2 separate regions of the Homo sapiens genome follow, and region 2 is linked to region 1. A link is a contact called in ENCODE Hi-C data. All regions are on one chromosome and are shown on one strand. Each heading gives the region's core, a stretch centred on a gene start or an enhancer-like site at or near the end of the contact. The rest is flanking DNA. Distances are from core to core; before and after follow the strand shown. Region 1 has its middle 28 kb from the start of CYTL1. Region 2 overlaps STK32B (serine/threonine kinase 32B).

Region 1 (4,281 bases), core at 717-3,216:
TGCTGCACTAGTCCAGGTGAGAGCCCATGGGCTGTGGGGGGACAGCAGCAGGAGGGCTGAAGAGGAGGTGGCAGGTGGGGGATGGGAAGCCTATGGACCAGAACAATCAGTAGAAGGGCAGGGGAGTGACAGGCATGATTCCTGGATCTTATATGGCCATGACCTGGATGAGTGGAATGGAATCTACCTCCTGTGTCCCTAAATCACTTTTTTCTTCTGGCATTTCCCCATGGTTTTTTGGATTGTTAGCCACAAATATGATTCAAGACCTAGAAAACCTGTTTTATTCCCACTTAAAAATAATTAACAGGGCCTTGCTAATATTGTTGTAAATGCTTTGGATGGTACTGGACCACATCAATAGGAGTAGAGCGGCCAGAATATGGGAGGTGATGCCCCCTGGATACAGCTCACGGCACCTGTCCCAGCGTGCAGTCCAACCCAGAGTGAACACTGATGTGTGTGCCAAGAGGAGGGACCCCCAAACACACACCCAAATAGCCACTAGGAGCGTCAGATGAAGAATCTCGGGGTGCTCACCCTAAAACTAGGAAGACTTGGAACAGATAAAATACCCAAGAGCTGGCCGGGCACGATGGCTTAAGCCTGTAATCCCAGCACTTTGGGAGGCCGAGGCGGGCGGATCATGAGGTCAGGAGATCGAGACCATCCTGGCTAACACGGTGAAACCCCTTCTCTACTAAATATACAAAAAATTAGCCGTGCGTAATGGCGGGCACCTGTAGTCCCAGCTACTCGGGAGGCTGAGGCAGGAGAATGGCGTGAACCCGGGAGGTGGAGCTTGCAGTGAGCTGAGATCACTCCACTGCACTCCAGCCTGGGCGACAGAGTGAGACTCCATCTCGAAAAAAAAAAAAAAAAAAAAAAAAGAAAAGAAAAATACCCAAGAGCTCTGTGGCTGTGTGCCTTGCTTCCATCTGGGGCTGGAGGTGATTATTAGCTTTGTTCCAGTTGGTGCCAAAAAGTAGAATTAAGAGCACGCATGGAGGCCAGGCACAGTGGCACACACTCATAACCCTAGCACTTTGGGAGGCTGAGGCAGGAGGATCTCTTGCGTCCAGGAGTTCAAGACCAGCTTGGGCAGCATGGCAAAACTCTGTCTCTACTAAAAATACAAAAATTAGTCAGGTGTGGTAACACATGCCTGTAATCCCAGCTGAGGTGGGAGGATCGCTTGAGTCTGCAGGACGAGGTTGCAGTGAGTGGTGATGGCACCACTGCACTCCAGCCTGGGCGACAGAGCGAGGCTGGAGTCTGTCTCAAAAAAAAAAAAAAAAGAAAAAAGGAAAAAAAAAACAGCACGCACGGAAGCGAGAGCTGTCCAGGGGTGTCCAGGAATGAAATTGGCTGGCCTGGGCATAGGAGTAAGCCCCTCATCCCAGGAGCCACCAAGGAGAGACAATGTTACCTCTTGGGAAGAAAGTAGAGGGCATATCTGCATTTGAGGTTGGACAAAGTGACCTTTAGTCATCCTCCCAAAACTGCAGATTCACAAATCTGTGAATGAAATGTCCCGAGAAGGGAGCCGTGAGAAGGCCCTGAGAAGCAGCCACCCGCCCCTGCCCGGATTCCCACTCCCGTCAGGAGACACCTAAACCGAGAGAGCCAGCAGGCTTGAGGAGCCCGTGTCCACTGCCCCACTCCACAGACGGGAGCACAGAGAGTGGAGGCAGGATGGACTCACACAGCCTCACATATCTCACTCCTGCTCACTCCTGCCCAGTGGGCCGAATTCAAGACCCCTAAACGCCTCCGCTCACTCTGTTTCCTTATATTTCACTTGTGATTTTTTAAAAGGTCAGTTTATTTCCTATGATCTGCAAGAAGGCAACTGGTATGTGAAAGGGTGAGTGTGGGTGGCTGTTTCCAGTTAAACAAGAGAAAGTTTTTCTAACTGTGTCAAAACTGTGGAGGAGAGACTGGCTAGGCTTCATTAGGATCAGCCCGCGGCGCCCAGGCGCGGCTTAGTCACTGTGGCTTCCTCACTCCTCAACACTTAACCAGCATCTTTGGTCCCCCACCCCCAACCCTGACAAATCTTTAGGCTCTGCCTGGGGCTTGGTGGCAGCCGTCCGAGGTTCTCCAGCCCTTGACAAAGGTCAGTCTGTAGGCCCATCACAGCCAGAGAGCATGGAGGCTGTGCTCGGGCCCTGCTGACTCATGTGGCTGACAGCCAGCGATCCAAGGCTCCACGGGCACTGCTTTGCATCACAGGGTGTCAAGCCAGTGGCAGGGACCCACCCAGGCCAGCCAGTCTCCACTCCCAAATCCAACCCAACCCCGCCCTGCTGCAGGGCTCTCAGCCTTGGGCACTGGGGGCGTCTGGGGCCACCTAGTCCTTTGTCGGTGGTGGGGCTTTGCACTGTGGGGTGTTTAGCCACAGACCCGGCCTCCACCCACAGGATGTCAGCAGCATCACCAGATGATGGCCCAGTCATGACAGCCAAAAACGCCCCAGACATGGCCAAATCAGGGCCCAAATCAGCCCTGTGTTGAGAAGCTCTGAGCTACAGCCAACAGCATCCTCCCTCTTTGTCTTGTTTCCAAAATATTCTTGTGAGGTTCTACAGGAAAAAAGAAAAAAAATGCCTAAGTTTTTATGTCGGGATGTGGACAAGAATGGGAGGCCACAAGCCCTGGCTTGACCCCATGGAGGTCGAGGGTGTTTTACACAGGGCCATCACACATGGACATCACCTTGCTGGCACCTAGAGGCATTGACTGTGCCATCCCTAACCCAATCCAGCCCTCTCCTATCATGGAGGAAGAAAGTGCAGCCCAGAGAGGTTAAGCAACCAGCTGGAAGTCACACAGCAGGCTTAGTCATCTAACCCCCTATCCAGTGCTCTTTCACCACCCTACACCAAGCCTGGATCCAGCCAGCACTCACCAGGAGGCTAAAACTTTGCGGAGGCAAAACATCCCCTTCCAACAGGAACTCAAGACAAGGGCAGAACCTCATTTTCATGTTACAATGCTGTGAAAATGTGCAAAGTAAAATGTGGTAAAAACATGGGTTGGGGCCAAAGCGGTGGAATGAGAAAATACTGCTTGCCATGTGAGCCGGCTAATAAAAGGAAGAGCCCAGAATTGTTTGTTGCGATTATAAGGGTCATTTTTTCCCCCTATAAAAAAGAGTAATTTTCATTTACAGGGACCCCGGGCAATTTTCCATCTAATTTGATGTTTTATAATGTCTGCAGAGCCACACAACCTCAGTAGGCTGTGGGGGCCATAGACGTTTTATTTTCAGATGTTCAAGGTTATTGGTTCATCAAGAGCAAAGGGAAAATGTGACCCGGTTTTCATGAGTCCTGTTAAGAAAGAGGGCAGGGGATGGTCTGGGTGGGTGGAAATGAATTTGCTGTGAAGCCCCCAACCCTCAGTTGAGTGCCACCCCCACTCCATTAGCACCCAGAACACCAGGCTGGTAAGGCTGGGGCAGAGTCATTGCCCCAGGTGAGGAAGCTGAAGACGACACCCTGCCTCCAGTCCAGAGCACTGCGCCACCCGGCTGACCTGCCTGCACATACATGGCCCACCCGGTTCTCCTGTTAGGAGTTTTATGTATGTTTCTCGTTTAATCATCACAGAGGCCCATGGAGTGTGGGGACTGTTATTATCTCTGGTTTACAGATGAGGAAACTGGGCTTAGAGAACTTAGCTACTGGCTTGAGGCCGCCCGAACAGGAGCTAAGAGTTCTAAATCTAACTACTCTTTCTACACCGTGGCATAATCCTCTCACCGCCACTGTCATACTAGATCCTTCCTGCTCACCCAGGCCCCACCTCTTTTGGCTTCACAAGATGGGTGCATGGTAGGGGGTGTGGGATACAGAGGGTGAAGGAGACGCAGTCTTTACCCTTAGTGCTTACAGGATCGTTGGAGACTTGAGACAGCCATCCAAAACCAATCCCAATGCACAGTGCATCATGCAGGGCCTCAGTTTCCTTTTCTGTAAAATGGGCATGACACCACTGATTTGACGGCAAGGTTAGGAGGCTTCGATGAGATAACACCATTGGGAAAAAACTTGGTCTTGATAACAAGGATTGCTCCTGTCTTGCTGAGACAGCAAAAGAAAGAAGGAATTATGGGAGTAAGGACTAGAGACGGAAGGTGAGAAAAGACGGAGCGAGGAGGAATCAGGAATGGAAGCAGAGAAGCACAAGGACAGCTGAGAGAAGAGCACAAGGTAGGGTGCCCATGGCTGGGCTTTTACTGCGCACTCAGTGTGTACCAGGCCTCGGGCTGGGTGC
Region 2 (4,281 bases), core at 588-3,087, 390 kb before region 1:
GACACTGTATCCACGTGTTGTGTCTCTCTCCCCATTAGGATATAAAACTATGACAGCAGAGACTTTATCCCCCCACTGCTGTATCACAAGGACTTACAACAGAGTCTGACACAAAAACATTCAGTAAAGAGCTGCGTGGATAGTTGAATGGATGAATCAGACACAGCCCCAGAGGTCCAGGACTCAGGATGGCCCTGCCCCTGCTGATGCCTCATCACCTGTCTTTTCAGGGTGAGTCCACTGCCTAGTGGTTTCAGAAACAAGGGTCCCTATTACCAGTGCAGCACCCCAGGCTGGTCACAGCCTCCACCTCTGTGGCAGGGCTGGGTACCTCCATTTCCCATAAGCCCCTGTGCAGTTCCAATGCCTCCTGAGGATTGAGAGGCCTGCTCTGCTTCTGGGCAAGAAAGATCATCTGAGCTGGCTCACAATGGGATGCTACGAGTCCTGGGCTCGTTCAGGGGAGGATTTTGTTTGGAATTCTTAGTCGCCAACCTCTGGCACATAGGCATAGCCTCATTAAAACATGAAGCTCCAGTGGTCAGCTCGGATTCCTCTGGGAGCCGGTTGGGATGACTGTCACAGCTGTTGAGTCCCAGGGGTAGGTGGAACCAGGAGCCAGGCATGTTCAGTTTGCCTCGTGTGACAGGGGAGGGCAGGAGCATCACCTCTTGAGGCACAGCATGAATACGTATGTGGGAGTCAGACAAGCTGGCGCGGTGGGCACAGATCAGCTGAAAAATACGCACCCTCCAGGCCCGGACACCCACACTCACCTACCCACGGCTGACTGCAGGGCCCAGGGTGGCCCCACAAAACCAGAGATTTCTCTTTCCTGATTTTACTAGAAATGTGGGAGCCCTGGTTTGAAAGCAGAGTCGACGTGGAGACCTTTCCGGTGAATTAATATTTTAAGAATTGCTATTTTTAGGGCCCAATCTCTCTGTGAGTATCCTCCAAGGGGACATGCTGCCAAAACGCATAAGAGTCAGAGAGCCCTGGCTGTTGACACTGGAAGGGACCTTAACTCTGTATGAAGCAATAGCCCCAGGTTCCTGACCTCTCTGAGCCTCAGTTTCCTCATCTGTAAAGTGAGCTAATCATGTCTGTCTGTAACGGCTGTTGTGAGAATTAAATGCAATGTTGCATAAAAAAGAATGAGTCCAGGCTTGGCATATGGTGAAAGCTTAATGAATACATCAAACATTTAAACATGATCAATTTCCAAATAAGAAAACCTTGCTCGGGAGAAGAGAAATACCAGACAGAGTCTTACAGAAAGCAGTAAAACTGAGACTGGGAATAAAAGCTGGGGTCTTTTTACTGAGAACTCTTGGGAATTTTGCTCTTTAGGAAGACCACAGAGCGGGACCCCTGACCACAGAGAGGGACCAGGGGACCTTTTCACATCTCCCTGCATTCCTGCCACCCAAGGGGAAGGAGGACACAGATGAGAGGGAAGGAGCCAATTGCCCTTGGAGGAATGCAGATGACCCCAAGGCGACATTGTGGCTGTATTATCCGGCACCGTTCACAGCACTTTACATGTATTATTTCATTTGATTCTCATAGCAGTTTTCTGTGGTGTAGGATATGCTGACTCATTTTGTTTATTTTATAGCTAAGGAGTCTTATGCTCAAGGAATTTGAGTGACTTTCCCAGGGTCACCAGCGGGATGGTTAACTTTATGAGTTAACGTTGACAGGGCCACAGTACCCAGATATTTGTGCAAACATTCTTCTGCATGTTTCAGTGGGAGTATTTTTGGGTAAGATTAACATTTAAGTCAGTTGACTTTGAGTAAAGCGCATTGCCCTCCATAATGCAGGCAGGCTCATCCAACCAGTCAGAGGCCTTAACAGAACAGAAACTGGCCTCTCGCAAGCAAGGGGGAATCGTGCCAGCAGATGGCCTTTGGATTTGAACTGCAACATCAGCTCTTTCCTGAGTCTCCTGCTGGCTGGCCTGTCTGCAGATTTTGAACTTATACCTCCATGATCGCATAAGCCAATTTCTTAAAATAAATCTCTTTCCCTCCTTCCTTCCCTCCCTCCTTCATACGCACACATCCTGTTGGTTCTGTTTCTCTGGAGAATCTTGACTACCACACTCAACTAGTAAGTGATGGAAGAGCCAGGATTAAAAACCCAGACAGCTGCTTCCAGAACCCATTACCATCTTTACAGGGCCCCAAGGACACAGGGTGGGAGCAAGGTGGGGGCAGATATGGCAGAGCCACTTTCAGAAAAAGAAATGTATTACAAATAATCCATGTGCTATTTCCTGAATCCACACCTCTGGGTAGCGAAGGCAAGAAGTAAACAGAGTCCCATATAGGATGGTGGAGGGACAAAGATGGCCAGCCCCTAGCATGTGCTGACCACATTTTCCATGCCACACTGAACTGGCTACTGCACGGGCATGATCTCATTCAATCGAAAGCCCCTTGGGGCTGTGGGGATTGTTACTGTGTTAGTGCTGCAGATGAGAGGGCAGCTGCTGTCTTGGTTGGTGCTCAGCTGAAGATACCATGAGAAAATGCTCCCTCCAACAGCATCAGAGAGACCTGGTTTCTAAGCCTGGCTCTGTCTCTTATTAACAATCTGACCTGGAGACTTAAATGCTCTAAGTCTAGCTTCCTCATCCATCAAACAGGGACAGCAGTTCTTCCTTGAGGTGTAGAACTAAAGAATAATGAAGATAAAGGACCCAAGGTCACAGCACAGTTCCTAACCAGGGAGTCTTGGGAAATCATCTATTTCCATTCATTCTATCACATTTTCACAGCTTACTGTGTGCCAGGCACTACTGTCTACTTAAAATACAGTGGACGAAACTCAGGCAAGTTCTTACTTGCATGGAGATTACATTCCAGTAGGGAAAGACAAGGAATGGGAGGAAAACAAATGATCAGCGTGGTCATTTACACTGTGTAACTGCTCTGCAAATTGCTTCCCAGGCGGTGGGCCAGAGAGTTGGGAGGACGGGTGGGCTGCTGGAGAGGATAATGATGACGTTGGCACTGACAACTATGATGAGCTGCAGGACCTTGAACAGGCGCCTTCCCTCCTCTGAGTCTCAATTTCTTTACCACACCATGAAGATCTAAGCTCTACTTGTAGGCTGTTGTAAGGACTGCATGATTGTAGGTAACAGCAGTGTCAGCTACAAAATGGGTGGAGTCCAGTGCAAAAAGAAAATGCAGGGCCCTTTGTTCAAAGCTTTAAGGATTTCACGATGGCAAGTACCGGGCATTAAATCAAACACGGACCCTCCTTCATGTGGGGCCTTGTGCCACCAGCCACCCTGGTAAAGGCATCTGCGTGTCATGGGTACTCAGTCCCAGCTGCTCCTATGGGGTGGGACTTGCACTTCCTGCTTTGCACACCATCAGGGGCTTAGCAAGAAGTTGCTGGCTCAAGGTCCCATTAGTGTGGTGCTTGGACAGGATTCTTGTCCTGTGAACAAAATATCTGTTCACAAAATTAGACATAGCATCAGGAAAATTCCTGTACCTCTTCAGAGTAATGCTCTTCTATTTCATAGTATAATTTTAAATGCAGAAGCCTGGCCTTTTGCATTCTCTTGGGTAGCGTTGGAGAGATTCGGGAGGAGGGCTGGGAGGGAAGCGAGGGCCTGGATTAAATAGATCAGGGTGTGCGTGGCCATGGGGATGGGGTTGCTCTGACATAGCATGTTCAGTTCCATTTTCTTTTTTATCTGCTAAGTGAAGAGATAATGAAATAGCTTACAGCCAGCTGCAGGATGGGTCTGGTTAGGAGCGGCTTCACCAGAATAATAAACATATTCAAATTGCCCCTGAGAAGCAAGCAGTGGGCTGGGGAGATGCTCTGCACAGTGAGCATAGCCCCGTGATCGAGGCAGTGGTTTTCCTCAGGGCCTGTCTCTGACGGTGGTAGCTACAGCTGCAGCCCTGGGAGTCACAGTGCCATAGCCTTAAGCTGCTCTGAACTGTTCCCAGCTTGGCAGTCATCGCTAAGGTGATCCCAAAGCAAGGTGATCCCAAAGTTTTATCAAGTGCAGCAGGAGAAGAACAGAATGCTGCTATATCAAAACACCACGAACCGGGGGCTTAAACAACAGACTTTTCTTTCTCACCATTCTAGAGTCCAAAAGTCCATGATCAAGGTGTTGGCAGGGTTGGTTCCTTCTGAGGCCCTTTTCCTTGACTTGCAGGTGGCCATCTTTGCCTTGCGTCCTCCCACAGTCTTCCCTTTGTGTGTGTCTGTGTTCTAATGGCCTCTTGTCGTAAGGACACC

The links. Hi-C counts contacts between places; a loop is a spot of excess contacts on that map. Pooled maps may share reads with other maps.
Region 2: a loop to region 1 is called in a map of Caco-2, with 4 times the contacts of the local background. The contact joins two enhancer-like sites. A Hi-C loop is called at or near these places in 11 of 168 maps with a recorded cell type or tissue (A673, Caco-2, GM12878 and 7 more), 5 of 37 single-sample maps with no recorded cell type and 6 of 50 pooled maps.

What each region holds. Positions count from the first base shown.
Region 1 is chr4:4,989,121-4,993,401 of GRCh38, reverse strand. No RefSeq gene overlaps it. Among named protein-coding and RNA genes, the nearest start is that of CYTL1, 28 kb to the left of the region's middle. Within about 2 kb of position 1,966, at least 12 of the 41 ENCODE cell types and tissues checked have a DNase peak (open chromatin) inside an H3K27ac peak, as active enhancers do; they include IMR-90, where a contact is called at or near this core.
Region 2 is chr4:5,379,652-5,383,932 of GRCh38, reverse strand. The region is part of intron 4 of STK32B (serine/threonine kinase 32B); the gene reads right to left. Among named protein-coding and RNA genes, the nearest start is that of LINC01587, 140 kb to the left of the region's middle. Within about 2 kb of position 1,837, at least 2 of the 41 ENCODE cell types and tissues checked have a DNase peak (open chromatin) inside an H3K27ac peak, as active enhancers do; they include IMR-90, where a contact is called at or near this core.